4 separate regions of the Mus musculus genome follow, and all the other regions are linked to region 3. The links are chromatin loops, found by intact Hi-C in ENCODE. Cell type or tissue: left cerebral cortex. All regions are shown on one strand.

Region 1 (8,000 bases), 120 kb before region 3:
AAGTCCCCCATATCCACCCACCCCCACTCCCCTGCCCACCCACTCCCCCTTTTTGGCCCTGGTATTCCCCTGTACTGGGGCATATAAAGTTTGCAAGTCCTATGGGCCTCTCTTTCCAGTGATGGCCGACTAGGCCATCTTTTGATATATATTGCTTGCTGGATTCTTAAGATGGAGAGATGTTCAGAGACAGTAGAAAAAAGTTTGGCATGGTTCTTTGCCACCTAGATGGCAGAAACAATTCTGTGTGTCTCTGTGTGTATCTGTCTGTGTTCCCTGGAAGCGCTTCTCTGGGCCCTTGAGGTGGTGTTTGTAAAGGGTTTGCTTCCCATGTTCTTACCTGCTGTGCAGGCCTGTGCAGGTAAGGTGTTTTTCAGGTGCCCTTGTCACAGCTGTCCTCACTTGGGATGAAGGCTTTCCTCTGTCTTGGAGGGAAAGATGTCTTTGAGGCTCTAAAGGCAATGGAAACACTCACTGCTGGTGGCTAAAACCGTGTATCTGCCTCCGTAGCTTACTAGCAGGGAAAGGAAATGCCTTAGACTGGCAGCTCCAGCGACTTGGGAGGTTGCAGAGGATGGACCACCTAGAGGGGCTGGGACTGTGGCCTCGCCATACCAGCTTCTTTTCTTGTCTGTCTTTCCTCTGGCTCTGCTGGATGTTAATTTTGGATCTTCATGTGCCTTCACAGGTATGCAAGACTTGTTGATGGATCAGTTGTTGTTTTTTAAAATTTTTCACTCTGATGTATAACTTTTAATTGTCTACTGTTAACTTATTTTTAGTTTTTTTTTCTTTCTAAATCAGTAAATATTTGAGTAAATAAGTGATTGATAGCTCATATGTGGCTGGCTTAGGCACAGTTTGATGTATGGTTGATTTTCCTTCAGTGTATACACATGGTAACTAATAAGTACACTGTAGAGATGGTTTTTTGGTAATATTTTAGCAAACTGCAGTTAAATTTAAATTGCAGGTAGACTATAGATTCAGTCATCTAAAAAGTATTTTTAAATGTAATGATCAATATTGTTATTCTAATTTCATATTTTGTTTTAAGGTGATATATATTTGCTAGGATAAAAATCTACTCTCCCCTACATGCACACATGTTTGTGTGTGTATGTGTGTGTACATGCGCTCATGTGAGCAAAAAGCAGGAACTCTTGATTAGATGTGTATCGATGTAGTTAAATTTTTATTTGATCATATTGAGTGAGTTTGAAGAACTTTATGATGAAAAAATTCCCCAAAGAATTGAATGTAATCTGTGTTTAAAAATAAAAGTCTTAAAAATTGATTTTTCCTTCAAGAGCTGAATATATGAACCATGCTTTGATTCTGATTTATGGGCATCAGAACTAAGTTGTAGATTCAATGGCTGCTTTATGATTTGTCCTTGTTAAACTGTTCTGTGTCCACTAGGAAATACAATAGGAGAAGAGGGTTCATTGACTCCTAGGTTCGTGCTGTGATGTGTGCTGTTTCTGGCTTGCCTTGGTCATGGAGCGTCCTTTTAGTTCCCATCTTGCATCTCCCCTTCATTCTGCCTCCTTCCAGGGAAACCTCCTTTCCTCCTCTGGTATCGTCTCAAAGGGAGAAGGGCTCCATCCAGACCTGGGTGACAGCTGACGGGGCTGTCTGCCGCGTCTCTGTTCTCTTGTCTGACTTGCTGAAGTACTTATCAATGTACATCAAATGATGTTCTCTCAGAAGCCCTGCAAAGCATCCCAGTTATGAAACATATGTGACTGCGTCCAATATCAGATATGAAGGTCTGTGTCTGGTTTCATCCTGGTAGCAGTAAGAGAAATGGGGTCATCTTTGGACTTAGGTGTGTCTGTCTTGGCAGATGAACCCATGTTCCTTTTAATTTATGTTTAAGGCATGTAAGATAAATGTATTTTAATCGTCAGTTTAATTACACAGTATTATGGCTTTTCATCAGAACAAACTTAGGTACAACTTATGAAATGCATTCCTGTAACTGTTGAAAGAGCAGTGCTGGACTGCATTTGTATTTTGAGAATTAATTGATTATGCATTACAACAGTTGTAAATTCTTTAACATACAATTTTTAGGAGTCATTTTTATGGACTGATCAACTTCCCTTTTAGCATATGGAGTGGCTCTGTGAAGTGACTGCTGTATTCAGGTTGGCCTCCTGAAGCAAAGCAGTCCAGGCATAAGAGACCCCAGCACAAAGGGATGATGGGTTTTGGGAAGACTCGTGCTCTGGGCCCTTTATGTGTTGGTATCTTTCTTTTTTCGTTTTTACATCAAATGATGATCTATCAGAAGATAGAACATCAGTGTTCTTCAGCCTTTAGATAGGTTACATTTGTTTCATTTGAGAATTGTTTTAGGAAATACCTGAGCATATTCATGCAAGTAGCATTTTTAAATGTTTACAACTGCTTATTTCCTGGTGCTAAACGCAAACCCACCCTTGATTCAAACACATTTTGTTCCTGTGCACAACTATTAACGTTTCGAAGCTGCTTTGCACACTAAACGATTCCGGGTTAGGGATCCACATAATAATGGAGTGTACTTGTTTGGTTCTTCACAGAGGTTTGTTGTAAGAGCTTAAAATACGACTGCCACTGACTTGTGTGATACACAGTAACTGTTTATTTAATGTAAGTGCACCCTGGATCGCTCCTCTCTCAGCCTGAGGAATTTGCATGCTGCATAGCAGCCATCTTCTTTTATACTTTATTAAATATCTGTCAATTATAAATATCAAGGTTTTACATTAATGTCAAGATAGTACATCAAAAATTCATGGAATATGTGACTTTTTCCAAGGGTATTTAATACTTAATGCATTTGTGTCATTTTTCTTCTCAGAGATATTGACAGCTTTTATTAAGTGTTTGTTAGGGAGATTTCATTTTTATCAAGGGACTATAAAGAGAAGCTGCATGCTAAATCAATTTTAAAAGCCAGAATATCATTCATTTTTCCATCTTCAAACACTTATAATCCATAGATTTTATTTAAATTTCTTCTTGGTTTATTTTTGTTTTATGTGAGTGGTAGTTCGTGACAGCACTTTAATAAGGATCAACTATGCTGACTGTAGTGGTTTTTAATTTCCTTAAGCATCACTACCAGACCCATGCAATATGGTAAATTCTTCAAAATGTCATACTTACATATTTAGCAATATTGCTTCTTTTTATTGAAGCCAAACAAACAATTTTAGATATTAATCTTTCCCAGACATAGTGATTATTTTGTACAGGTACAATATTGCTGTTCCTCCTTATTGAGGGCTCCTCCTTTGGACGGAAAAAGGAGAGCTTTGAGAGGGTCGCCCGACTTTGCAGAGAGAGTCTAGAATTATTTTAATTTTCACTTATTTTTGAGGTAGAGTTTTATGTAGCCCAGTTTGGCCATTGCTTGAGTAACTGGGATTACAGGTGTGCATCACCAGCCCTGGCTTTAGAAACTCAGCCTTGCATGCTCCCCGTCTGATAAAAGCTGTGCTGTTGTTTATTTCCACATCAACTATTTATTATGCTCAAGAAATAATCATGTGTTGTTTATGATTGGAAGGAAGCCTGTGTCTAGTTTCGGACGCTGTTTGTTAGGATTTTGGGTGGAGCAGCTAGTGAGTCAGCCCCTGCCGGCTCCCGTTGGAGGCCTGTTTCTTGGGTCTGTCTGAGGATTCTCTAAACTGGTCCCACATGCAAACCGTTGTCTGGGAAACTATGACACTAAAATCAATTGGCCACCAAGAATGAGGTTCATGGTTCAACTGCAGAAATCTTTAAAATCCAGGGAAAGCCGTGGGGAAGCAGGTCAGACTTATTTCCAGAAGGGAGCAGAGTATCTTTGCCCTGTACTAGGAGTGAAATATTTTCATCACGTGAGGACATTTGATAAGCTTTCAGCTCACTTCAAATTAATTTTAGTCAACAGTGAAAGTTTTTTTTTTTATTTCTGTTCAGGTATTAAATGAAAATTGTTTGCAATCTACATTTGTCTTAGTTTTGTTCATTTTTTTTTAAATAAGGGAAGCCATTTATTTCCAACATTAAGTATTAAACATTAAAGAAAAATTATAGATGAATTATTTTTGATATTCAAATACCTCTAAATCCTTCAAGAATACTATATTCAGATGAAAGGTACTGGCATTGGTTTTGTTTTTGGTTTTTTGTTTGTTTGTTTGATTTTTTTTAGAAACCTGATTTTATTCAAATGAAGCTGAATGTTGCTGGTAGGGACTGCATGCACTCTTTGATGCTGCCAATAGATGGTGCTGGCGTCACAGTAGAGAGAGCCTGCTGAGGAGGAAGGCACTGGCTGTGCCTCAGTGCCACATTGTGCTTCCGACTGTTAGGTTCATGTGTCAGTGCAGACTGGCTTTCATACAGGATCATGTGTACTAGGCACACCCTGGTTTTTTGAGAACAGCTATTTCTAATTGTTTCTGAAAATGTTATATAACCACACAGAAAATATACTTACACATCTTTTTTACTGAGGTTTTTATTTTTAATGATTTTATCAGAACTGTTAGGTCATGCAGGATATATGCAAACTATTAGAAGGTGCACATTGGTTTAGCCTTCCATCTTCTTAGTCCTGGAGTGGCCATACATGTTCTTGAGGAATCCAAGATAAAGAAACTCAACTGTTGGAAGAATGTTTAAGTGCTTTTCAAAACTGAAAACTGTCAATTTTTTCCCTTATTTAATATCAGCCTTTTGTGGGGAGGGTGTTAAAATTTTATTATTTCTGAGATTTCACATAGGTATTTACCAACTTTCAAAAGGCCATAGTAAATTCCATAGTTTAAGAGAATTAAAACATTTTTTAAAAATAAAATTTTTGCATCTTTTAGACTTTGGAAAGAGAATTTGGGTGTGCAAAGTTTTCAATCATAAGATAAAATGAGATTTCACTTTATTACAAATGAAAGGAAAATTGGTCAATAGAATCCGTTCTCCTTACTATTTTGCAGTTTGTCTCTTCTTACCAGGTTAGTTTTGAGAAGAGGAAAGGGCCTTATGGTGATTAGTATGTTTAAAGGGAAATCTGGACTCTGTCTTGGCTAAATGTGATAAGTAAGAGGAAGGCATACCTCGAATCCTCAGAGCACAGGCTCCAGGGCAGGCCGGTGGGGCGGGGCTGACCTCCCCTAGCATACCATTTCCTGAACCAGACTGGAAGTGCCCTGTCATGTTCTGTACGTCCCCTTAAAGTCTCTTATTTAATTGCACATTGCTAGTACAATATTCATTTTATCGCATTGTGATTTATTTATGTTGAGGCAGGTACTAGCTAGGTAGCACAGGCAGGTCTCACATTTCTGATCCTCCCATCTTAGCCTTTCAAGTGCTGGTGTTTACAGGTATGTACAGATACACCTGGCCCAACATGCATCTTAAAGATTATGTAAATACAGTTTTACATTTTGACTTTTCTTCCAAAGGCTTAAAATGAGGCTATAAAGAGAGGAGAAGCAGGCACCTGGGAGCTAACACCCAGTTAGCCCCTTTTGTAATATATAATTTGTCTAAGATTATGCACCAAGGACAAGCTTTTGTTTTTCTGAGTGATTTACGGTTTGAGCCACTTCTGCCTCATTCCCTACTGCCCTGCGCACAGTACCAGCCAGCACAGTACAGGGAGCGGTGATGAATTGCAGTGCACTTGCCGTGCCGTACCTGGAGTTAAAACTGCTGCGTGGAGCCACACTAGCAGGCACACGATCAGCTTCCGCAGATCTGGTCTCCAGCTCAGAAACAACCGTTTGTTAATCTGATCACTTAACTGCAATCTGTCTCAGACTGTAACTGAAACTTAAGGTTAAAATCACACTGTTACAGCTTTAATTCCTTAATTGAGACAGAGTTTTAAGTGCTTACAGGTCTAAGGGGTAGGGCATTATAAAAAGGGAATGTGAAGCTATAAAATTTTCTTCCATGTGTAAAGTTTTGGATATTTTATCAAATGTTCTTTTGTTTAGAGAAAAAAGTAATTTAATGATTGTCTGTGTTATCTTTATCTTACTTGTATAATTTACTTCATTCTCTCACAAGACTTGACTTTGCTTGATTTCCTGTGTTTGATCCACATTTACTGTGTAAATAATTCATTTGCACCTAAGTCGATTGTCATCAAGTGTTATTAGAGAATGTGAGAGTATTTCCAACGTACTAGAGGGTTTGTAAGTGTTGCTTCTTGTGACATACAAAGAGAATAAAATCTAGCAGAGCATGAGACCCCGGGAGAGGCAAGCCTCCCTATTGGCTTTGCAGGCTCCATGTTCCCTCAGAGCTCGTACTCGTAGCAGAGGGTGTGCCTGCCTTTGTGCAGCAGTCCACCTTACACTGTCTTGTGTGGTGTCTGTGGGTTCCGGATGGAAGTGTGAAGGAGCAGATTTATGGCGGCCGCTGGGCACAACAAATTAAGTTGACAGTGATGTATGAGGGCACAATAGCACACTGATCCCTCAGTTGCGCGGCTGGACGCCTCCTGCTTCATTTGGCTCTTGTTAGGATCTGTTAGCAGCTAAATAATGAAATTCTGTTGACTGATTTCTGTTTTCTCCCTTTTTTCCCCCCCACCTCTGCTTCCTAAAACCGTTGATTCCCAGACCCATCCTCATGCCAACAAACTGCCCTTGAAGGAGTCTTTCACTTACGAGGACTACAGGTTTGTGAGGGCGCTGTGTTGCGGGTGGTTTCTGAGGATCTGGAAGTGAGGGCAGCTCGGCAGCAAGTGGCCTGCTGCGACCACTTACAGTGTTGAAATAGGGCGGTCTCAAAAGCCAGGGTGAGCGGCTTCGATAAGCACTGGCGTTTTGACAGCTGCCAAGAAACCGCTGTGAACCTGTAATGCCAGTAGCTTGCCTGAGGTAGCCAAGGGGCGTTTGGGCTTAACATTAGTGTTAAGTGTTGCTAAAGGACTTTTTCTCTTTTAAGTAGATTAACATTAGTGTGAAGCAGGGATTCTTTGGAACATAGAGCTAACGGACTGTGCTATGTAATAAAAGTGCCGTGTTCCATGCCTCGTCCACACCGTGGAGGGGTCTGTTAGAGAGGAGAAGCAGCACCCACTGGTCGGTCAGTGAGGCTCAGAGCCCTGCCTACCGCTGAAGTCAGCGTTTGGGTGAGGGGGAGCTGGCTTTGGAGAGAGCAGTTTCATCACCACGTAGGTTGAGACCCCTGCTTCTCCTAGTTCCTTTGCATACTCGGTGGGCTGTGTGCAGGCTTCCTTTCCTGCCATTCTGCCCCCTCCTCCTCTCAATTCTGCCTTTAGTTCTAAATGGTACAAAAAAGCCTGAAAACTGGCAGCCACTCACAACCTCAATTTCCTAATTGAGTGTGTTCTTGTGGGGGTGGCTTTTCCACAAATTTACTCTTAATTTGTTTATTTTATTTTATTTTATTTTTTTGTAACAGGTGGGCCGTCTCATCAGTTATGACACGGCAAAACCAAATTCCTACAGAGGATGGTTCCCGGGTGACCTTGGCTCTGATTCCTTTATGGGACATGTGCAATCATACCAATGGCCTGGTAAAGATCTCTTCCTGGGGTTGAGGCTGGGGGCTGCTGAGCTTCTGAGTGCATATTCTCCTTGGCTCCTTATTCCCCTGCCAGCTCTCTCCAGGACAAGCAGAAGCAACCCTTGCTCTTCCCTGCCTGCCTCTAATAGAAGCTGGGTGTCTCTTCATACTGAAGACTGAAAACTCCAATCTTAGAGCACTGTGAGAGACTGCGGCGACTGCGTTTGTATGGTCTGAGCCCCAGCCCCAGCTCTCACAGTCATTTCTTGTCTCACTGGACCACAGGCTCAATGGGCCACTTTGCTTTTTATTCTCTTACAAGTAGGAATTTATTGAAGAAAACCTTTCATCTTTCTGTCTCTCTCTATGGCTCTTTCTTTCTGTTCTCTGCTGACTCCTTTCGCCCCTTGCCCTGCTCTGTTCCTCGGCCACTATGGTTTACCTGCTTTGCTCTGGAGCCTGTGTATGGCAGG
Region 2 (8,000 bases), 1.7 Mb after region 3:
AGACAGTCGGCCCTCTCTTGCCCAAACGTTTACCCAGCAAGTTGATCGCAATTTGACATGCATGCAATTTAGCAAGATTGATTTCATTATACAATTTAAAAAGAAAAAAGAAAAAGGAAAAAATTCTTGAATCTCGATTGTCAAATAATGATTGTTCTGCTAAGGAGTTTTGATGTTCCGAGAGTAGCCTTATCAATTTAACTCAATAAGCTTGCAAAATGTTCAAAGCAAAATAAGATGCCTGGCCCCGAAAGGAGATGAAGCAGACGAGGGTCTGATAGGAGCTCAGTGGGGAAAAAAAAAAAAAAAAAAAAAACGTGCAAGGAAGGCAGGTCCTTTCCTTTATTGCCACCGGATAGATAATTTAATTGATTTGTCTTCTATGCATAAAAACTGATGAAGGGGTGGTGTCAGATGAGAAATTTAATATTTGTTGAGTGTCTGCTACAAGCCTTCGGGATGAAACATTTCCCTGTTTCTTAGCCATTTAACAAGCTGGTAGCCATATCCCTAGAACACACTAAGGGACAAATATTAGCCCAGAGAGGTTAAGCTACTCCTTAGAGGTCACTCAGCATTTGGTAAGTGGGTTACTCACATATATTAACCATCATCTGTGTGTCCTGCCTCAAATTGCTTCTTGCCTTAAATCGCCCTTCGCCCACCTAGCAAAAGTTCATTAGGAAAGGTCAGCATGAGCCTGGGGGCCCAGAGAGTGAGTTGTCTCCCAAGCCTCAGGACAGGCCCTAGCAGTCCACTGTCTGTGCTTCTCAAAAATGTCTCTGTTCTGCGCATGCTAAGGTATAATGCTCCCAAATAAAGAGGCAGGAAAACCCAAAGTCTACCAGCAACCCCAAATCAGGGGTCCTTGAGGGCCTGTGTCTCTGGGTGGCATGGACCACATGTCTCCAGCTTGCTAACCAGCCCTCACCCCCCCCACACACACACCACCCACACCCAAGCGCTTCCCCGACCATCCTCCCCTTTTCCTCCCCCAAACACAATGGAAAGTTAATTGAGTGTTTTATGCCTTCGAAATATCAAAGAAATGAAAAGAAGGCAGGTTTCAACCATATTTCAATAATACGTGCATTAATTTTTACCTTTTACTGACATTTGCACTAATTTCCTTAAATGCTCTCTCGGGCTCTTTTTTGATCTGTCTGGCTTTGTTGGGCTCGTGATAAAGGCTTACTTCAAATGCAAAAAGATTAACTCTCTTTTCCTTCATAGAACAATTACGGATTGTATGATGTCTCCATCATGAAAGAGAGCCCGGACAGACGGGAAGAGTCACGAGAGTTTGTTATAAAAGTGGCAGTAATAATTCTAATTACTTTACTCTAAAAGATATCAAAATTGCCCCCCACCACCATGCATAGTGTCATTCAGAAATTGTTGTGGGGGTTTTTTGTTTTGCTTTATTTTGTTTTTGAAAACTGGGAGCAATGCGTTTAATTTAATTTGGGTCATTGTCTTAAAAGTCTCGCTGTACATCCACATTTCCTAAACCCCTGGCTGGCTTCTGAAATCGTAGGGAACGCAGAATGCCTTCCCCGCATAACATTCCAAGTGAGCTAGAAATGATAACTCCACTTTCTATTTGTAGCTCACTATTTAAAGCCCAGGAAAAACAAAGAATAAAATCCTTTAATTTTGTCAAACGGGTGCGATGTTTAAATTCAGCAGTGACTACAGTTCAAAAGACCAGATGTTCTCTTGTATTTATATAATTTTTTTTTGCACAATAGTTTACCATTGGCAAAAAAAAAAAATCAAAGCACATTGTTGAATTTGGCATTTCTATGTCACACACACACACACACACACACACACACACACACACACTCACACACACACAAAATCTGGAGATTGTATTATATTAAATTAATTCTAATTTTATTAAAGCCAGAGAGAGAAAGAGACAGAAATAAATGGAGAGACGGCCGTATTAATCTTATAGTAAATTAAGTCCAAGAATAAGAGACAACATTGATCTGAAAATGAGAAGTCACTGCTCTAATGCATTCGGGTTAACGGGGAGAAGCCGGGGCGGTTTGACCCGTTGTCCGTCTATTTCAAGATGAACATTTGTTAAATTCTAATGAAAAAACGCTGCACTTAAACTCTGGCAAGGAGACAATTCTGCCTCCCGCTAACCCTGCCATGACTCAAAAAAAAAAAAAAAAAAAAAAAAAAAAAAAAAAAAAAAAAGAATTTAAAAAGTAAAAGATAGAAAAAAAGAAAAAGCTTCGCTCGAGGAATAAGCATTTTTAAAAACAGTCTTCTAGGGGGAGCCGTGTGGTGATAAAATTAGATGTTCAAAAATTGCCCAAAACTCAGAAGCCCTGAGTTTTAATTATTTACATGCAGTCAGGTGGGACTTGGTGTAGTCCCAATGATGTAGGACTTTTCTGACAGTAAATATATTAATTTCTTTAAGTCCCTTTTAGTGAAAGCTACTCTCCCGGGACAGAATGTTCTGCCACCCAGCACAGCAGGGGAAAGCTGCCGATTCTTACACTTCTGTCTGTCTGTCGGAGTCTCTGCTCGAATACAGTAAATGTGGGAAAGGTTACTGGGAGAAAGAGTAATGTTATCCAGATTCAGTTTAACTAAGGGCTCTGTTCCTTACTGAGGAGACAAAAAGACAGACGGGAAGGGAGGGAGAGAGGGAAGAAGGAAGGAAGGAAGGAAGGAAGGAAGGAAGGAAGGAAGGAAGGAAGGAAGGAAGGAAGGGGAGAAAGAAGGAAGGAAAAAAGAAAGGAAGGAGGGGGAAAGGAGGGAGGGAGGAAGGAAATAAGGGAGGATAGAGGGACAGAACGGGGAAGGAAGGAAGGAAGGAAGGAAGGAAGGAAGGAAGGAAGGAAGGAAGGAGCATTCACCTTTGTCTGAGGCAGCTCTTTAAGTGAGAACAGAGCGAGGCTGCCTCATAGCTCCCAGGAACAAGGCAGCCCTCTAATGCAGCAGACAGGTGCTGGAGCTAGTATGTGTGACCTACAGACTAGCATACTGGGTGTCCCTCCTTTGTCAATCTATGGAGAACCAACTCTATACAGGCACTATTTCACCTGCCATTTGGGTTCTGGGATGCTGGTCCCATGTCCCTGGATGCCCTGCAGGGACAGGTGACATGCCAGCACACTGCAGGTGGGTGTGCATCTCAGAAACACCGTCCGGGAAAACCAGGCCTGTGCATCTTTGTTGACAGCTGGGCTGTGTCTTACATGCTGGGAACCTAAGAGACTCAGTATATATTCACTCGTTAAATAAACATGTACATTGCAGAGAAGCAGGTGTTATATCCAACATCCTCTCTGAAGAGAACTCTCTAGAACTACAGCATTTATGAAATGACAGCCACACTCTCTGGGCTGGGTGACAGGAAGCTCCTTTCAGAAACCATTTCAGAATCCCTGAAATGAGAACAACTGAGAACAAAACTGACCCTTCCCCCAGGCTCCTGAAGTGCCACCTGGCTGTCCCCGAGAAGGTACGACCCTGAGAGCTCTGGGGTCACACCTCCTGGCTCACAGTGCCCCTGTATGAGTAGCATCTCCAGCAACACGCCCCGCTCACAGGAGCACAGTGTTCCGTTAGCAGTTTGTGCTCGGTGGGAAAGAAGGCAGGCGAGTTAGTCCTTGCCAAAAACGGCAAATGTGACACTCCACAAGCAAGACACTGTCAGGAGCAGTTGCTAATTTATTTTAAGTGCCCCCTGAGTTTTTAATTTATCTGGAAAAATAAATAGATAAATCTGAGACTCTCCCTGCCAACCCAGCCCAGCGCTGGGTCTGCAGTGGCGGTGGAGGTTGGGGGGGGGGGGTGACAGCGACTGCCTCGGAAGAGAGGTGTCAGGATGTTCAGCCAACGAGGCAGGGCGGGTGGCTCCCATCCGGGCGCATTAGAAGTGGATCTATATGGAATTCATAAAGAGCTGACCTTTCATGTTCCTAAATTGGCTCGAGACACACATACGAGAATGGAAAAAGAAATCTTTCTTTCTTTCTTGAGATAGTCTGCAATTCCAAACAGTACGGCAGGCTTCTCCAAGCCCGGATTCCACAGGAAGCTTGGAATGCCATCGGTCTAGTTTAGAAACTCGTTACCCGGAGTGAGGAGCCCAGCGAATATTATCGTTTCATAAATATGCAGATTTTGTTTATTTAAACATTTTTTATGACACTTTGTGTTTTCCTAAATTGGGTCATCATTTTAATATAATTGGAATCTGATATGTGTCCTGTTTTCTTTGAAAGCCATCTGGTTCATTTTTTGACTTTCAGAAACCAAATTATCTGTGGCAATATTGGGCCTTGTGGTGGCTCCTTATGAACCGAGATGTAGCTTAAGAGCATTGAGTCCGGGAGGTCCAAGGCCGTGCTCGGAGGCCTTCTTCCTTCCTATCTCAAAGATGGGCAGTTAAGAAGGTCTGCATGCCATGAAGATCTCTCAAACCACAGAATCCACAATCTTCACATGAGGAGAAAATTGAGTTGGTCCCTCAGGCACTGTCTTAGAAGGAAAGCTGGTGGCCAGTAGCTACCTGTCTGGTTAAGATGATAGAGCCACAAGGATATCCAGATCCTGAGTGCCCTGGGTGTAGGATGCCTGCATGGTATATGCTCCTTTCACAACACTGAGTACTAACTAGCCGGTGCTAGAGGCGCCACTGCTGACCGATGCTGATTCCAGAAAGAAATCAAATACAGTGAGGGGGTATGTGGCCGCTAACAAAGTCTCCATAGCTGGTGGCTGAAAAAAAAAAGGGTACACATAAACACATACACACATGCACACACACAGAGACACATGAACATACACAGAGACACATGCACACACAGAGACACATGCACATACACATGCATACACAGAGACATATACACACACAGAAGACACACAGACACATGAACACATACACACATTCACACACACAAGCACATGCACAGGCACACACAGACACACACATGCTCATACATGCACATGCTTGCTCGAGCACACTCTCTGTATCTCTGTCTCTCTGTCCCTTGTAACCCAGCCTGGTCCCAGGGGAGCAAGCTTGATAGCAGACTCACCTGCTACCTAACCTAGCAACCAGTGCTTTCAAGACCTATGCTATGGCCTCACGGCCAGGTCGGAGCACTGGGTCAGCCCTTGCTACACAGGACAAAGCAAGCACAGGTGTGGGGCTAGGGAGCCACAAGAGGAACCAGGGCTCTGGCAGAAGAGCTCTGGTTTCCATTATAAGGCCCAGCTCTACACTGGGAAGAAGCAGGCAAGCTGAAGCCAACTGCTGCTCATCACCAAAGCTGTGGTCTGACATGCAATTCACTGGCCAGGCACACACATCCCAGAATAGCTATAAATGCCACCTAACACGTTTATAGATGAAAACGTCTTATGACAATGTCAGAAGGTTGAGCACCACTGGAAAGCTAGCACGCCACTCATATACCCCAGTCAGCAGACCAGTGGGTGACTCACATCCGTGTTCATCTTACATGAATGCTGTGGTGGGAAAGAAGCTGAATGTTCCTTCCAAAGTCCACCAATAAAACTGAAAAATAAGAGGCCGGAGAGATGGTCCAACTGAGGTTAAGGAAGAGCACTTCAGCTCTGACAGAGAAGCCAGTAACAGTTCGCAGAAACTCCCTTGATAGCTCGTCAGCATCTGTAACTCCAGTGGATACCCTCCTCTGGCCTCGGCTGGATCCAGGCCAGCACATGGTGCATATTACAAACATGCAAGTCAAAACCACACACATAAAATAAGAATAAATAAGTATGTGTGTGTGTGTATGTGTGTGTGTGTGTGTGTGTGTAGAAACTTACAATAGACTTAATTAGTTAATTAATTAATTAGCTAATTAATTAATTAAAGCAGGTGTGGTGGCAAGCGCCTGTAACACCAGGACTTAGGCTGAGGAAGAGGTAGGGCTAGGGCTAGGGTTAGGATGAAGGTGTGGGCTTAAGAGTTGGAGGCTAGCCTGTGCTGTTTAATAAAACCGTCTCAAAAGACCCAAAACAAACGAAATGAAATCAAAAATCTAATACATATATTATTCCTTGAAATTAAAATTCCTTTGACTAGCAAATGTCTGTTTGCCCCACCCTCCTTGCAAAGAGACGAACGCATTTCTGACATCCACCCTCGCTTGGCTCCAGAGTGGGGCCAGAGGCCTCTCACTATCCGTAGGTAAGATTCTTGCTCTCAGCCTCAGTTGCTCACTTGGAAATGAGCTTTTGGAAACCAACATCAGATGCTTCCTTTTGTTGTTTATTAGACATTTTCTTCATTCACATTTCAAATGCTATCCCGAAAGTCCCCTATACTCTCCCACTGCCCTGATCCCAAACCCACCCACTCCCACTTTCTGGCCCTGGCATTCACCTGTACTGGGGCATATGATCTTCGAAAGACCAAGGGCCTCTCCTCCCATTGATGGCTGACTAGGCCATCCTCTGCTACATATGCAGCTAGAGACATGAGCTCTGGAGGTACTGGTTAGTTCATATTGTTGTTCCACCTATAGGGTTGCAGACCCCTTTAGCTCCTTGGGTACTTTCTCTAGCTCCTCCATTGGGGGCCCTGTGTTCCATCCAATGGATGACTGTGAGCATCCACTTCTGTATTTGTCAGGCACTGGCATAGCCTCACAAGAGATAGCTATATCAGGGTCCTGTCAGCAAAACCTTGCTGGCATATGCAATAGTGTCTGGATTTAGTGGCTGTTTATGGGATGGATCCCAGGGTGGGGCAGTCTCTGGATGGTCCTTCCTTCCATCTCAGCTCAGAACTTCATCTCTGTAACTCCTTCCATGGGTATTTTGTTCCCCATTCTAAGAAGGAACAAAGTATCCACACTTTGGTCTTCCTTCTTCTTGAGTTTCATGTTCATAGCAGCCTTATTTATAATAGCCAGAAGCTGGAAAGAACCCAGATGTCCCTCAAAACAGAGGAATGGATACAGAAAATGTGGTACATTTACACAATGGAGTACTACTCAGCTATTAAAAAGACTGAATTTATGAAATTCTTATGCAAATGGATGTATCTGGAGGGCATCATCCTGAGTGAGGTAACCCAATCACAAAAGCACACACATGATATGCACTCACTGATAAGCGGACATTAGCCCAGAAACTTAGAAAGCCCAAGGTACAACTTTCAAAACACACCAGATGCTTCCTTAAGGGTCACGCTCAGGGTGACAGGAAAAGACAGAAACTTTTGACTAGCAGGAGACACCCCACTTCCAATTGACAGAAGACACAGTGCAAGCTTCGGAAAGGATGCTAGTGTTTCCCTCTGAGCCAGTCTCTGTCCTTGTAGCAGGAAAACAGCCACAGGTGACGGCAGGAAAACAGCCACAGGTGAAGTCTAAGCAGCTTGGAAGGCTGAGGTAGGAGGACTGCCGAGGCTGCAGTGTGAGTTCAAGACAACCCTTAGCAACTTGGCAAGCCTCTGTCTCAAAATAAAAATAAATAAAGAGGGGACTGGAGAAATATGCCTACAACTCTCGGAACTTCAACAGCCTCTTCTGGCACCTCAGACACACACAGACAGACAGATGGACAGACAGACACACAAACACACATATGTACACAATATTAAGAAGACTATGGGAGTATCTTAGAGTACTTCCCAGCTTCAGTAAAGCACTGGGCTGCAGTCTCTCAGTGCCACAGGAAAACCCATTGTTATGCACAGGTCTTTCTGTGTGTGTGTGAGTATATAATTACATATATTGTTAAGATGCTACTAACTATTATCTGTAAAATAGAACAAGAATAGATAGGTGGAGCAGCAGGGACCTTTGAGAGAGAAAGGATTGAAGCATCTGAGAGAAGGGTCCTAGATGAAAGCGCCTGGTGCAGAAAACCCAGGGAGAAAGGACCTCGGACATTCAGAGTCACACTTAGGATGCTGGTGTGTCTCCTTCCTCCATTCCTGGTCAATGCTGGTGACTTAAAGTCAGGACTGGAGCTCTGGTCTATTA
Region 3 (8,000 bases):
TTCAGAGGGAGGATCCTTGGGAGAAGATAACAAAAACAAACGGAATGTCTGTTTTTTCCTGCAAGGACTCCAGGACTTCCCATCCCCCCCCCCCCCCGCCCCCCTCCCCGCGCTTATCTAGATCGATCCAGATTTTCGTAAAGACATAAGATAAAATATAACAGCTCAGAAGGCAAAGACAACATTACAGACTCTTCCACTGGTCCCAGTCTGTGCCTAAAGGATTGAAAATTCTTCAAGGAATTTTAAGCAAAAAGCTTGACCAAGGCTCTGCCCAGTCTGCCCTCACTTGTGCCTGTCATACGGAGCACACGCAGGGAGTTAGGACCCCAGGCAAGTTTAAAAAAAAAAAAGCACTTTGATTCGGTGAAGAGAATTTTAATTTTAATTTTTGAACAATTCCTCTGTGAAGGACGACTCCCCTATCCTTAAAGGGACGCAGGCTGTGGAGATTCACTCTGAGAAAGCAGTGTGAAGCTGGGCAAGAAAGAGCAAAGCATTGTGACATTCATATTTATTCTCTCTCATTTATTTTTATCTGATTATGGTCTGTGTCAAGAGTAGAGCACACAGTAGGCCAAACGCAGGTACAGGAGAAATGATGCTAAGGTTCTATGCAAGGGCTTCAGGCCCACGTTTGAACCTTCACTCTTTTGGGTAGCCACCTGCACACCCCCACCCCTCTGTGTGTGTGTGTGTGTGTGTGTGTGTGTGTGAATGAACTTTATTCTAAACAATGCTTCGTCGTAGGTGGGTAGATCTGTGTAAGGATTTTTTTGGATATACCTGCCTGACCCAAGGTCCTGAGCAAACGCTACTGATTTCCAGCCCAGTATGACAGAGCGCAGAGAGAGCCAGAGCTGATACCCTGGAGCCCGAGGCCTAAGTCAGGCGGGTCGAGCAAGAGGTCAAGGTCGGCAGAGAGGCAGCTATTGATCTGGTTGGGAACCGGAGACACGGAGCGCCGCAAGACTAAAGGGGGAGCTGTGAGACCAGACATTAACAGCTTTCAGCGCAAATGAAGCCGTGCCAGACGGGCAGAGGGAAAAGGAGGAGACTGGAGTGGCAGCTGGGATCGCTTGCTGCCTGCGCCCGGGCGCCTCTTGGGAGAGGAGGAGGCACAGGCAGGGCAGGGCGGCCTCTTGCTGGCGGCCGCGAGGTGGAGCGCGCGGCGGCGACAGCGACAGCTCGGGCCCTGCACCAGCCTTCAGCGCGCGCGCCTTCCCACCGTCGGGGTAGCGCGTGGTCCGGGGAGGACCTGCTGGGGTCAGTCCGGACTGCGGCCGCTGCTTCCCGCTGCCCTGTCCCCGGTCCCCCCGTGCTCTAGCAGGCAGCTGACTCCTGGACCCCTAAGCTCCCTGTTTTCCGAAAGAGCCCCTCTTCCTCCTCCCTCGACCCGGGCCCCTGGCTCGCTCCCCCGTACTCGTAGCCATCTCCCCCAGAAGGTGAGGGCCGTGTTTGAATTTCGCGCCCATGGTGGCAGGCTGCCTTGGGCAGGGCGCAGCGTCTTAAGTCCAGACTTGCCCCTGATGTGCTGTGTGTTTTTGGGCAAAGTCGTATCCTTCTCTGGCCTTCCTTCCCATCTGCGAGTCTAAGAGACAGAAGGCTAGTTGATCTTTCAAATTGATGCGGGGGTGTGCGGATAAGGGCAGTTTATGGATTTCTTGGGAAGTTTATTAAAGGGTGGGTGTGGGTTATATTATTTTCCTACTTCGGCCACTTTCCTAGAATTCTTTTTTCCAGTGAGACGGGATGGGTTGAGAGGAGACGCTTCCAGACTTTGGACCACGTGGAGGGGTGCCCATGTGTGTGTGGTAGTGGGCGGCTACACGCGGCCTGCGGAAGGAGGTGCAAGCCCTCCCCCAACCAGCATCATCTCAGCCTCGCCTCGGTCGGTAGACCCTGCAGTCCATAAGCGCTGGAAACTGCAAGCCGGGGCACATCGTACAGTGATTGTTTTGGGTGAAGTGGGAAGGGAAGAGAGATCCTTCTTTCCTTGCTCCTAGCACTACGCCTCTTCCTTGGTGCCATGGCCCCACCCATGGCTTTCAGGATGAACAAAAAGCCCAGGTGCCCCCTGAGGAGCAGGCCCCGGGAGAGGCGGCTCGCCTGGAGGCCTTGCAGCCTCGCCAATCCCTGGGCTGAAGCCGGGGCGCCGGGCCTGGGGCGGAGTGAGGGTGGTGCAGCCAGGCTCACCACAAAACTCAGCCCCAGCCAGGCCCCGACCCGCCCTGGCCGCCGGGGAAGGGAGAGGGGTCCAGCCTACTGGCGCGCCCAGCGCGGGAGGCCAGGTTATCCAGTAGACCCAGCTGGTCTCCAGGAGGAGAGCGCCGGGAGGGGGCGGTGCATTCGGGACTGCAGCCTGGCCTTGTCCCCGGGCCACGGGCAGGCCCCCACAACTCCCCTTGTCCTGGCCGGCTGGAGATCAAACGGTTGAAAAGGCGGCTCTGTCCTTCCTGGTCGGACAAGCAATTTCAAGTCCGATCCCGGGCGATGGAGGAGGGGGACGACTTCCAGGTTGCAGAGATTTCACGGAGGGAATTGGGGGGGGGGTCGCCGCTACGAGGCACCCTCCTTTCCCAGCGCTGACCACGCCCACTTCTGGGTCTGTGAGTCCCAGACTTCTCCCACGTGGAGTGCCCCCCAACCCGTCCCTCTAGCGCGTGCTTCCCAAGGAGACTAGGGTGTGGGGGCGGGGCAGTGCTTGACCCCTAGGAGTTAATGGGGCCCAGAAGGGCGAAGAACCCTTCTGGAATGGGATTCAAACAAAATGTGCCCCCCCCCACTGTGCCCCTCAGTATCATTAATTTTGTTGTTTGAGACGACCAACCCCCAACGGTTTATATGGAGACACTTTTTTGGAAGTTTCTACAAAATGCTCCCCTCTCCAAATAAGTAAAACCAACTGTAACTACTTTTCTAGAGAGTGAAGGAAAACAATTTTATCTGTCGCCTCAGTCTCCCCCAGCCCGTGGTTTCCAGCCCTCTTTCTCGAGTGGGTGGGTTTGGACTTGCTTGGACTCAGTGTACCTCAGTTACTCACACAGCACTCCGCCCCCTTTCTCAGGGAGTCCGGCTCCCGGGGGAGGAAGAGTGAGTGGGGACAAGATTTTATTTTATTTATCCCCCCCCACCCTCTTTTGCGCTACCGGTGCTCGGTGATAAGACCAGCTTACAAAAACAGTAGTTTGCACGTGTGGCCGGCCGGCCTGGGTTGCGGGTGTGCGCACTGGCGAGTGTGTGTGAGTGCGCGCGCGCGTGTCTCGGTGTGTGCTTTCTTGTTCTCTTACAGGGTACAATGTTAAAAAGCCACCGCTAGTCGCCCCCAGTGCTCCGACTCTCTGGGTCTTTTTGTCTCTAGAGCAGATTAAACGTCACGTCCGCACTTGAACTTGAATTTTATCCCATTGTACAGAGGCAGCCCCAGCCACAGAGAGACCGAGAGCTCCCGGAGAACCCGGACTCCGCCATCTTCACGTTGCAATCTATAGCTCCCGTCCACGCCCGCACCGACCCGGGCGCACTGGGCGAGCCGCCCCGCAGCCCCGCTCCCCCTGGGCCCGCGGCGCCGGGCAGCGCTGGGGAGCGCACGCGGGGACCCGCAGCCCCTCCGGCCGGCGCCAGCCTGCCAGGTGACCCGGGAAGGAGCCGCTCCCGGAGTCCCCCAGAGCCTCGGAGGGGTCAGCCTCCGAGAAAGAAAAAAAGCAGGCAGCGCGCAGAAAACCCAGAAAGAGCCGAACCAAGGCAGCTTTTCATTGCTTTTGGGTTTTTGAGGGGGCGGGGTGAGGGGGTACGAGACAAGTCCCCAAGTTTTCTTTGCCTTTTTTTTTTTTTTGGCTTTTTTGAAATTTGTTTGCATTTTTTCCTCCCCCCTCCCCTTGGGTGGAAGTGCGCGTTCCACCTACCAGACCCCGAAAGAAAAGTGTCAGAGGCCGGTGCAAAACCCGGCGTAACTTCAAGAAGACATTTACAAGTCTAAGAGGCCAAGCACTTTGAAGAAGTGTGAGAGATATTTTTCCTCCAAAAGAATATATTTTTAAAGAAACCGGCCAGCCAGCGGCGAGCAACAGCAGTTTTATAATTTATTTTAGCCTTTTCTCTATTTTAGAGCAAGCCATCTTCCTGGCTTTTTCTTCTTTCTTTTTGCAAAAACAAAAACAAAAACACAGCCCAGAAGAAAGAGCAAAATAAAGACGAAGAAGAAGAAGAGGAGGAGGAAGAGGAAGAGAGGAAGGGCAGAGGCACCAACCCGGGCGGAGGAGGAGGCGCGGCGGCGGCGGCGGCTCAGACCCCCTCCCCGGCCCGCATCTGTGCAGCTTTCCGGGCGATGCCAGAATAGATGCCGGGGCAATGTCCCGCCGCAAACAGGGCAACCCGCAGCACTTGTCCCAGAGGGAACTCATCACGCGTAAGTGTCTGCCGCACGCGCGAAGGGCCGGCGGCTGGGGCTCCGGGCGCCCGGGGCTGGGGACACCAACCCGGGAGCAGCGGCCGAGCGTGGGGTTCTGGGAAAGTTTCTCTGCAGCCGGGGGCAGCCGCCGCGGGCTCCGGGCCGGGGAGGGGGCGCGCGGGCTTGCAGGCGGCTGTGCGCGCCGAGCCCGGCCGGACGCTCGGCCCTCCAAGCGGCGTGTGTGGCGGCGGCGGCGCTGGTGGCGGGGTTTGGAGAGGAGGGGGAGGGGGCCGAGGAGTGGAGGGGGAGGGGGAGCCGGGAAAAGTTGGCGAGCGCGTGGGTCCGCGCTCGGAGGAGCGGGCGGACGGAGCCCCGAGAGCGCCCTGGACCCAGGGACCCGCAGGGGAAAGGGATGGCCGCGGGCTTCGGGTTCCCGGTCGCTGCGCCCCGCCAGGCTGGGCGCCGACCGCGCCGCTGCTAGGATTCCGAAGCCGCCGTCCCCTCCCCTCCTCTCGCTATTTGCAAAAGAATCCAGCTGCGCAGCTGTTTGCTGTGCTGGAGCACCCCCTCCTCATTTCCCCACCTCCGTCTCCTGGGACGGTCTTGTCTTCTTTCCCCCCCCAACTCAAAAAAAAAAAAAAGGTGTGGGGGGGAGGTTTTGGGTTGGTGAAAAAAAAATCCCCGCCACGAGTTAACAAAAAAGTCATGAGTGGGGAAAAAAAAGGGATGCTCTTATAACAGTAAAAATGAAGAGAAAGAAAAAGGAAGGGGAGAAAATACCTATCATCCTCTTATCCATCTTTCTATCTCTGTATCTTTCATCTTCCCATCTAAATAAACAAGGCAGGTCGCGGTGCAAATCCGCCGGATTTCAAGCAAGTGGAGGGGCTTGCAAAGTCAGGCAGCAGGGCAGACTCTCAGCAGCTTCCACCGCCCCAGCTGGGTTCATTTAGAAAAGAAAACGCCAGCGCGAGCCGCGCAGGTACACAGTTCTCCCAGAGCCAGCCGGGTACCCGCGCTGCCACCGGCGAGGTCGGCTTGCAGAGCTCTGGGAAGCCCCGGCCGCAGCCTGCGCGAGTCTCTCCCCCGCGGGTTTTTTTTTTTTTTTTGGTCGCGGTTGCTTTTTATTTATTAAATTTTTTATTGCAATAGAAATAAAATTTCCTCTGGGTGCCATCGAGACCTCAGGCAGGTTGTAATCTTGCAATCCTTCGCTCACCTCGCTGCGTTGGGGCCGGGCTCCCGGCTCTGGAGCTGGAGAAGCCTGTGAATGACGGCCGCCGCTGAGGACTGGCTGCCCTGCAGTCGAGAGCCGAATATTTATGTTATATTTTAAAGAATTTAAATAAATAAATAAATATATAAAGGGGCTCTCCCCTCCCCTCCAACCCAGCACAGGAGCCATCTGCTCGAAGCTATTGCTGTTCCCTCTCTCCTTTGTTACCGCAGACACCTTAGTAAGAATTTGTGCGTTTATTATTATTATTATTATTGTCGTTGTTGTTGTTATTATCTTGTGGGGCATATATATTAAAGTGAGGTTCTTAGGAAAGGGATGTCTCTTAAGGGGAGGAGAGAAGGGGAGTCTTATTTATTTTTTTTCAGTGTTGTAATGTCAAAGGAGACTTGCTGGTTGCATTTAAAACAAAATGTTTTGCAACCAGATTTGAGCCTGGTCTCATCAAGGTCCTTTTGACCACTTGACTTTTATTTTCTTGCTTTAGTACGCCGCAGCCACGGGTTATTTTACAGTCCCTCCCTACCTTTAGGTGAAGTGGTTGTTAAAAACCTCCACACTTCCAGACCCTAATTTGTCCGGGAGGCAGTTGGCCGCCACCCCCATCCCCTGTATAATTACCAGAATTGTATTTGAGGAGGGGAGAGAGTCGGTGGGAAGGGGGAGAAACTGGTAGCCCCCAACTCTGGAGCATTTGCCGTATTAGGGGAAAAGCAGATAGATTTGCTGTCCCTCTCTGGGCATCCCTGGGACATCCTGAACAAGCCCTGAGCAGAGGGACTGGTGGCAGCTGGGTCTGGGGGGGGGGGGTTCAGGGGTGCTTCGTGTGACATCCTTCCATGCATTGGTTCTCTGTCTCACCCTTTCTCAGAGCATCTGGGAAAAGCCAGCTGACCTGCAGGAGAGGCAGAGAAGGCAGAGAAGTGCTGGGGAGAAAAGAGGCAGTGGAGGCCAGGCTGCTGAGCAAGTCTACCTGCCTTCTGGGGACCCTGGGGACCCTGGGAGCCTGGGCATTGTTTCAGGGGGGTAAGCAAGGAGAGTGGTCCGTATGGTGTTCAGAAAAACAGCCTAGAAGGGATAAGACAGGGATGCAGGAGATACAGTGTGGCCTGGGGAATGTGACTAGCTATGAAGCAGGGGATACAGGAGGCCTGGTTGCAAAAGGACTGGCCAGCAGAGCAGGTGTTATCTCAGCCCCTACAGGCAGTCACTCCCATGTGAGATTTCAGATCTGAAGGAAACCATCTAAAACATGGCAGATCGTTTTCACTTGGGTGGCAGCCTTGGGCCTGTGGGGCAGCAGCTAAAGGCTCTTTGGAGATGATGCAACTTAGAATCACTGATGGCCTAGGAAACCAGAAAAAGCCCAGAAATGGCATCCCTGATCTTGGTGTATGTTTCCCAGGGTAGGAGAAGGGCTTCATAGCATGCTACGGTTTCAGGCAGGATGGGTAGGAAGAGGACTGAGGTAGCTAAGGGGGTGGGAGACAGCTGGAAAAGAAGATCTGGGCTTCTGGTTTGTTTCAAAATGTTTGACCCAGATGGATGCGGCTTTTCAAACAGGAGGGCAGACACAGACATTAGGAAAAACAAACACAGATCAGCCTGGGGAACGGTGCTAGGGAGGTAACGCAGGAGGCAGCCGCTGGCCAGGCAGAAGGAAGGGCCTGTACCAGCCATGCCAGGCAGGGTCAGGCAGAAGGAAATGCAGTCTGAGGTCCGTGGAAAAGCTCAAAGGTTTTTCTGAGGGAAACGTGGAGGTAAAATGGAGTGGCCAATTATACAGGCCCTTAATGAAGCCAACTTTTCAATAACCCACCAACAGGTTCCCGAGGAAGAATAGCAATTTTCTGTATGCACTCGTGATCCTGCACAGCAGCCAGAGACCCAAGATTTGCCGCAGAGTGAGGCTGGTTGTAGCCATTCAATGCCTCTTCAGGTTGGGTTTTGTGGTTGTTGTATGTTTTAAAGGCGGCTACGTTGACAATTGTCTGAACCTCAGGATACAGTATACCTATAATGGTCCACTTATCGTACTAAACTGCGTCTCTGATAAATTTATAGGACATGGGCCCTCTTTCTTTCTTTCTTTCTCTTTTTCTTTTTCTTTCTCTTTTTCTTCTTCTCTTTCTCTTTTTCATAGTCGGGTAGGGGCAGTGAAGTTTGTCTGCCCTTTGCACAGAAGGGAACCCCGTGTCGTTTGAAGTGTGGTATGTCAGCAGCTCGGATTCCACGGGAGAATAAAAACATGTTCTTCAAAGGTGTCATGCCAGGTTAATTTTATTCATTTGTAATTCGCACCCCAGTGAAGACAACCACGAGCACACTTTAACAGCCCCCATATTTTCAGAGGAGATTTTTTTTCTCTTATTC
Region 4 (8,000 bases), 70 kb before region 3:
TAGCCCTGGCTGCCTTGCCTTGAACTCACAGCGATCCTCCTGCCTCTGCCTCCCAAGCGCTGGGATTAAGGATGTGCGCCTCCACTGCCCAGCAGATCTGAAGCTTTACAAGAAGAGGGAGAGAAGTCATTCTTGGCTACTCATACCAGTAATCCCAGCATTTGGGAGGTGGAGGCAGGAGGATTGCCACAAGTTCAAGATCAGCCTGGACTACAGGTTCAAACAAAACAAGAAAAAACAGGAGAAACCCAAAGAGACATATGAGCATGCTACACTTCTCACCCAGGATGCTCTCTGCTGCCTTCGCAAGCATCCCCCATCAGCGGTCCCCCATGGTTGGACCACAACTACGAATCAAAATGAACCCCTTTTCTTCCTACCCAGCCTATAGTACTGTGGTAATAGCAACAGCAAGTATCCTAATATACCAGTGATCGCTGGCAGAATCCCTCAGTCCCCGTGGCCTACATCTCATCTCCTGTTGGAGGGCGTACAAACTGGCGGTGCCCACAGCCTGATGTCTGGGACTGTAGACACAGGATCCTCTCATGGTCTGTAGGTCCCACGAGACAGTGAGGACAGGAAATTTTGATGTGACATTAAGTTGAAGGGTCCCGAGTGCCCCAGCCTGGCAAGCCGAAAGCTGAGTGACAGAGTGGTTGTGCTGCTGTCTCTGCCCACTGATGGCTGTGTTCCACCCCCCAGGTCCTCAGGCTCTGCCCTGCCACAGAAGGCCACACACCTCCATGTCTCCCTTTCAGCAATGGAGACTACAGCGCAGGGGTCAAGCTTAGCCTCATGTCTGGCTACAAGAGGACCTTAGCCTTCGCATACAGATAGCTTAGGACTGCAGAAAGCCACAGATACCACTGACCAAGAGCGTTCAGTAGCTTTAATGTCTTTTTAGCTGACCTGGAAAACCTGCATCACGAGAAGGAGGGTTCTAGTTTGTCTTCTGCAATGGTCAGGAGTTTTGTCAACTTGACATAACCTGGAGTTATCTGGGAAGAGGGACTCACAATGAGAAAAATGCCCCCACTGGATTGGCATGCAGACGTATCTGTAGAGCATTTTCCTGATTTCCGATTGCTGTGGGAGGGACCAGTCCACCGTGGGCGGTGCCACCCCTGGACAGATGGCCCTGAGGTCTATAAGAAATAAGGTTGAGGAAGTCACGGGGAGCAAGCCAGTCAGTCAGCAGTGTTCTTCCATGGTCTCTGCCTCAGCTCCTGCCTTGAGTTCCCACCCTGACTTCCCTCCATGATGGGCTTGAAGCTTTATGATGAAATAAACCCTTTCCTCTCCAAGTTGCTTTTGGTCCTAGCGTCTTATCACAGCACCAGAAAGCAAACAAGAACACCTTAGACCAGGCAGACATCAACCACAGAGAGAAGGCTGGGATCTTACACCTTTCCCTTCCTCCAGCCTGACCCCTACTGGTTTTTGTGGTGGGGCTTGGGGGGTGGGGCGAAGATTTTATGTAGCCTAAGCTGATCTTGACCTTACTGTGAAGCAGAGGACGACCTTGAACTCCTGAGCTTCCTAACTTAGACCTCCAGGTGTTGGCTTGCTGGAGCCACAGGTGTGGAACCCCACGTTTGCCTCCTCTCCTCTACCCTCCCCTCTTCCTTCCCCTCCTCTGGTCCTTCCTTTCCCTTCCTTCCAGCGTCTCGCTCTGTGACCTAGACTTCTGCCTCTAAAGAATTATAGTTACAGACAGTACCTATTCTGTTATTATTATTGTTGTTGTTATTATTATTATTATTATTATTATTATTATTATTATTATAGAACGTTTTGCTGGGCAGTGGACCTGCACACTTTTAATCCCAGCACTTGGGAGGCAGAGCCAGGCAGATCTCTGAGTTCAAGGCCAGCCAGGTCTACAGAGTTCTGGTCAGCCAGGGCTACACAGAAAAACCCTGTCTCAAGACCAACCAACCAACCAAACAAACAAACAAACAACAAAACCAAACAAAAAACAACAACAACAAAAACAAAGCACCCCCCCAAAAAAAAACAAAATTAAGAAAAAGTTTGGTTTTTTTTTTTTTGGTGGGGGGAGGGGGAAAATTTCATATATTAGCCCCCCATCTCTATGGATCTTCTCGTAAATTCATGATCTTTTCTTTATTATTGTTATACACACACACACACACACACACACACACACACAGAGGCTACTGAGTTTATTTAGCTTTGCCTATATGTTGTGTGTCCAAAGCTGATCACTTAGGATTGGACAACCGTCTCGGGAACTGAGCCCTGGAGGAAATGGGTCCCTCTCTCAGCAGGCACTGACACCCTGTGGTTCCTTTCATCAAGGCGTGGAACCATTGAAATTCTACTTGTCCGAATTGACGTCATCAAGATTCTAGGCTTGCTCAGGAGGCCGTGGTGCTCTGAGTTGGTGGGGTGTCTATAATTCTTCACAGACAACTTCAGAGCATCGCTGGATAGACAGCTCTGTTTGGGAAAGGCTCCAGGAGGCAGAAGTCTGCCAAGTCATGGCTTGTCTTCTGCGTTGTGTATCAAGGTCACCTCCACTGGTCAGTAGCAGAGGCCCCAAAGTTGGCTTCTAGAAGCACTACATCTAGGAAGCTCTGGGTTAGCGTTAGTCCACGGGCAAGAAAAAGCTCATGCCACCAACTCCACCCAGGGTACCACTGCCTCTCACTTTACTGGCTGTCTGTTTCCTTTGCTGGGCTCATGGTGACTGTCATTTCCTGATGTGACCGTGTCTTTAGTAGGCTCCATGAACGTGAGGCCTGCTCTGCCTGAAAGTTGAGGCCAGAGCCCAGCACCCCAGGGACCTGACAGGATACAAGAAGTGAACACAGGACGGTTCTCCGGAGTCTGGGGGGGTTTCTTGACTACTTTTCATTTCATGATGTTCCAATGATCACTATCACTTTATCCTCGACTCCCCGAGAGGTCAGGACACCTGGCTTATAGTTAGAAAATTGGAGCTTGCCGTCTGAAGCTGTGCCACCAGCCACATGCACTTATTTAAATGAAAGCTAATTTAAGTGAAATAAAATGTGGATCTTGGCTTTCCCCAGTCCTTCCTGTGTACTAGTTACAATCTCACGAGTTCTGTGGGCAGTGGTGGCCGGTAGCTTCTGTTTTGGCTCTCCTGGTGTGAGATGCTTTTGACCAGGTGTGCCAGATGTGCCAGGGCGTGCTATAGGAAGTGTCACTGCATGGTCGGTCACATGGACAGAGGAGAACCAACAGTCATATTTTTTCTGACTTCTGGTCCAGGGTGCTTTCCTGGGTCCCCTGGATAGTTTCAAGTGCCCAAGGTGAGAGGGGAGCCTGCACTCTTCTTCTCTAGGCCAAGTTTGGCCGACAGTGGACTTTCTCTGGCTCTGGACCTAGGCCTGTGTCTCCGCAAGTCAGTTCCACTCTGGTCACCATCCACAGACCCTCCATCCCTGGAAGCCGAGGTAGCACTGCTGGCCTTGTCAGACTCAGCAGTCCGGATTTACCTGTTTGCCCACTCTGAGGGCTGCTGTGAGGAAGAACCTGTGGAGAAGCAACCCGAGGAAGGAGGGTTTCTTCTGCTCACAGCCTGATGCCGCTGACAACACAGCTACCAGCAAGCAGGGAGACAGGGACCACTCAGCGAGCTCGCTTTACTACATATGGATTTGGAGATATGAGTCCACCGCCGGCCTGGAACTCTCGATGTAGACCAGGCTGGCCTCAGACTCATAAGGATCTACCTGCTTCTGCCTCTTAACTTCTGGGATGAGAGGTGTGCTCCACCACACCCTGTAGGATTTTCTTCTTATGCGGTTCAGAAGCCCAGCCCATGAAATGATAACTCCTGCCCTGAGGGTGGACTTCCCCGCTCAGGTAATCCCATCTAGAAAGTTCCCCACAGACCTGACAAGCCCAGAGTTTTCCTTCTGGTTGATTCTAGAGCCTGCCAGGCTGACAGCAGTAGCCACGAGTATTCACCCTCCTGTCGCCTGGATGGGGGAGGAGGGCCAGACTCAGCTCTGCCCCCTCAGGATAGGGAGTTCTGATTCTCTCACAGAAGCAGGGCGGACTGTCACTTCCACATACATAGTGGGTGTAGCAGACTTGCAGTGAGGTTCAGCTGCTTCTGAAATAAACTGGAAAGCCATGGCTCCTGTCCATGTAATTCGTTTTATGGATGTTGCCTTAGCTTGAATGCCCATGTCCCCCATGCAGTGGCCTCTCTTCTCAGGTGATGATGATGATGATGAGATGTATGTGTGTGTGTGTGTGTGTGTGTAGTATCAGTGTATGTAAGGTGTGTGTTTATATGTAATGTGTATGCATGTGTGTGTGTGCATATATGTGTGTGTCCCTGTGTTATGTGGTATGTTGTGTATGTGCAGTGTATGTGTACTATTCGTGTATGTGCAGTATGTATATATGTATAATGTGCATGCATGTGTATGTATGTATGTGTGATATGTGTACATGCATACATTTGTGTGTCTCTGTGTGTATGTGGTGTGTGTGTGTAGCATGTGTGTATGTGTGGTATGTGCATATGTATAATGTGCATGCATGTGTGTGTGTATGTGATGTGTGTGTGCTTACATGTGTGTCTCTGTGTGTATGTGGTACGTGTGTATGCATGTGTATGTGGTATATGCAGTGTGTGTGTAGTATGTATGTATGTGATATGTGTACGTGCATATATGTGTGTCTCTGTGTGTATGTGGTAAGTATGTGTGATGTATGTGTGCATACATGTGTGTGTCTCTGTGTGTATGTGGTGTGTGTGTGCGATGTATGTGTGCATACATGTGTGTGTGTCTCTGTGTGTACGTGGTATATGTACATGTGTGCTTTTGGTACATGGCCCATCCTGAGAGCAGAGCCCAAATTTGTGGATTAAGACTCTTGTGGAGGGCTGGTGAGATGGCTCAGTGGGTAAGAGCACCCGACTGTTCTTCCAAAGGTCCAGAGTTCAAATCCCAGCAACCACATGGTGGCTCACAACCATCTGTAACAAGATCTGACGCCCTCTTCTGGAGTGTCTGAAGACAGCTACAGTGTACTTACATATAAAAATAAATAAATCTTAAAAAAAAAAAAGACTCTTGTGGAAGCTCCATGCAACTTTCTTTCTTTTCCTTACTATTAAATTCGCTTATTAATGCTATTTTATCTTATAGTACTAAAAAGTAAACCATGAAATCAAAGAAATGCTAGAAAGATATAATTATAGGCTCTGTCTTAGTAAAGACAGATTTCTATATACAGAGGTTAGGATGGCTGGGTGTCCCAGGATAGACCACAGAATGAAGGCAGAGCCTGTCCTTCCTGGGCTCTGACTTTACAGGTCTTGGGTCTTGGGCTTCTAGCTTTGCCACGGAGTGAGGTCAGTGCCTGTTGGTGGCAGGCCACCGGTCTAAAGTGTTTTGATTGAACCCTAAACATGCAAAGCCACCATGAGGCTCAGTAACGGCAAGGCCTCTGTCCAAGTTCAGAGGAGTGTTCTGCTCCGTCTCAGGGTCTCGGGAAGATTGGTTAAGAAAACCCTCTTTCCCTCTCAACCTCAGGACCCGCTGTGAGCAATGTTACCCTCCTTGGGGCTGTGCTGAGCCTAACTAGATGAGAAAGGGTGTGGGAGTATGCTCCTGAGAGATATGGGAGGCTCCATCTGGCTGGGAGGCATCCACAGGTCGGCTGACACACTCAGCATCCATTCCCCTTTCCGTCTCAAGTGTCAAATTTTCTCTTCTGCGTGCTCCCCTCCCCCACCTCGGCCTCTCCATTTCTAGGTCTCCTTTGGCTCCTTGCCGTAGCTTCCTGTCTGTCTGCTCTCCCGGCCACTTCCCAGGACTCCTTTCCAAAAGCCAGGATGTCCCTGCTGTAACCTACGCAGGACTTCAGCTCCCTGGGATAGAGGGACTGATGCTGGGCAGGAGGACTAAGAACTCCTCCTCAGGAATGATTTTAAGGCTGGACCTGCCATGCGGGTTGATTAAGAGTGTATACCAGGACCACGGGAGGAAGACCACATGTGGGAGTGTTCTGGCTGCCCTGCTTGCAGCTGAGCCTTTAGTCCTCGGGTGACCCTTGGGCTTCCGCAGTCTGATTTGCTGCCTCCAGGGTCTTTCCCCTTGCTGTCCCCACCCCCCTCCACACACATGATCATTTTCTTCACCTTTCTCCTCCATCCAACATCTGTACGGAGCTCTGCCCCACTCTGTTCATCCACAGACACCCTGTCCTCCCTGTCAACTCCTGTCACCTGTCGCAGGCAATCTAGGGTGTGTGTCATCCTCTGCTCTCAGCGTGCTGATGTGCTGACACGTGTGCAGTTGATATTGTCACCCTGCACGGTCAGAAGTGGTGTGGCTCAGCACTGAGTGGGGCTGCTGTGGGTAGAAGGGAAAAACAGTCAGAGCACAGCTGGACTGTGGAAATAACGGAAGGTGCCTTGGGCGTTTCTCCTACCCCTGCCTGCAGTTCCTCCTTGGCTGGCAACAATGTTTCTTTAGAGCACTCCACTTTCTTCAATTGGCAACAAACAGGGCATGTGCGGCTTCTGAGCAGCTTTGCCCGGCCACATGCTAGAGATGCTCCCTGTGACTCAATCACCAGAGGCTAGAGGCAGTGTGCCCTAGAGCAGGTGGCTCCAGGCCTGACTACGGAAAGGACTTTCTGGGTACAGAGGATGAGTCAGGGCTTCAGTTACAGGATCCTCTAACGTGCAAATGTTGTACGGGGTTCCTGTCCAGAGATGCTGAGGTGAGGTTGGGGGGACAGTGTGGATGGCAAGGACTGGTTTCAGGGAGTGGGTTCTGAGAGTCTTCTGGATAATAGATAAGTACCAGAGGTGTCTTTCCATGCACCCCATGGTGGCACTTCCACATGCAAAGATGCCGAATTCACTTACAGTTACCTGGCTACTGACAACAGGCTAGGAGATAGGGAACACGGAGCCAGCCAGGATTCTCCATCTCTCACCCTGAGGAGACATTATTCTTAACTCCGTTCCTGTACAGACCAGAGAAATGAAGCAGAGAGAAGCTAGCTCACTTTCCCAAGTTCACGCGGGTGACCCACTCCAGGTTCACACCAGGCCTCTGTGGCCTCCTGGCCCTAACCCCAAAGACAGCACTGCACGGCCTTTCAGAACTCAGAACGTCAGGAAGGCGGCTGTGTGAAGGAGGGATGAGCCTCTCCTTCATGTTTCTAGTGCCCTGGAGTTTTCTCTGCCTCCGTATGTTAAAAAGAAAGAAAACAATGTAACGACAACAACACAGAGAAACTTAGATCATTTTGGAAAAAAAAATACAAAAAAAAGTCTGACTTATGTGAAATTTAATTTAATTTATTTTTATACCAGCAGCTGTCAGTTCAAAGAACAACAACAAAGTAACCATCTGCGCTTAATTTCATCAATCCACTGTCGATGGTCACGTGAGCAGGGCTTTTGGACTGAGGCAGAGCACGTGGCCCTTGTCTCAGCCCACCCCACCCCCCAGGTCCTCTGTCCAGCGGAAAGGAGAGCTGGTGGGTGGGCAGATTTAAGGGTGGAGAGACTTGGCACCTGGGAGGAAATGAAGTACTGTTCAGATTGTAACCCCTGATCCTTTCCTTTGTTTGGTCTCACCATGCCATTGTGGGTGAGCACCTGAGCCCTGCTGAACAGGTGGGGTAAGGGAGTCCCAAAGGTTCCTTCATCTAAGCAGACAGAATCAGACCCTGGTTTGTTCACTTCCTAAATATACATTCTTATGGACACACTGTGTGTGGATCCTTCGGAGTGCCTCTGGGCTCTGAAAAAAAAAACAGAGGAGGAAGAAGAAGAAGAAGAAGAAGAAGAAGAAGAGGAGGAGGAGGAGGAGGAGGAGGAGGAGGAGGAGGAGGAGGAGGAGGAGGAGGAAGAGGAAGAGGAAGAGGAAGAGGAAGAGGAAGAGGAAGAGGAAGAGGAAGAGGAAGAGGAAGAAGAAGAAGAAGAAGAAGAAGAAGAAGAAGAAGAAGAAGAAGAAGAAGAAGAA

What was found. Peaks named below come from ENCODE experiments on the same cell type or tissue, not always from the same donor. Only the 100,000 strongest peaks of a DNase experiment are listed, where the experiment ranks them.
Region 1: a loop joins it to region 3, with 5 times the contacts of the local background. A loop is called at or near these places in 7 of 42 quality-filtered maps.
Region 2: a loop joins it to region 3, with 4 times the contacts of the local background. A loop is called at or near these places in 4 of 42 quality-filtered maps.
Region 4: it touches region 3 in a loop (2.3-fold over the local background); 2 of 42 quality-filtered maps call a loop at or near these places.

The regions. Positions count from the first base shown.
Region 1 is chr12:108,117,779-108,125,778 of GRCm38, reverse strand. It overlaps Setd3 (SET domain containing 3), which reads left to right. Exons shown (of 13, transcript NM_028262.3): 7 at 6,615-6,673; 8 at 7,423-7,537. Among named protein-coding and RNA genes, the nearest start is that of Setd3, 58 kb to the left of the region's middle. In left cerebral cortex, a CTCF peak has its summit at 4,251 (motif pointing right); DNase peaks (open chromatin) are centred at 3,692 and 4,286.
Region 2 is chr12:106,298,404-106,306,403 of GRCm38, reverse strand. No RefSeq gene overlaps it. Among named protein-coding and RNA genes, the nearest start is that of Gm24986, 81 kb to the right of the region's middle. In left cerebral cortex, no CTCF peak of the experiment used is centred here; DNase peaks (open chromatin) are centred at 2,454, 3,376, 3,570, 3,959 and 1 more place; H3K27ac peaks cover 603 bases.
Region 3 is chr12:107,999,494-108,007,493 of GRCm38, reverse strand. Bcl11b (B cell leukemia/lymphoma 11B) reads left to right here and starts at 4,080. Exons shown (of 4, transcript NM_001079883.1): 1 at 4,080-4,408. The coding sequence starts at 4,351. In left cerebral cortex, CTCF peaks have their summits at 1,030 and 3,318; DNase peaks (open chromatin) are centred at 1,053 and 3,328; H3K4me3 peaks cover 5,547 bases; H3K27ac peaks cover 5,784 bases.
Region 4 is chr12:108,069,151-108,077,150 of GRCm38, reverse strand. No RefSeq gene overlaps it. Among named protein-coding and RNA genes, the nearest start is that of Bcl11b, 70 kb to the right of the region's middle. In left cerebral cortex, a CTCF peak has its summit at 3,998; a DNase peak (open chromatin) is centred at 4,037.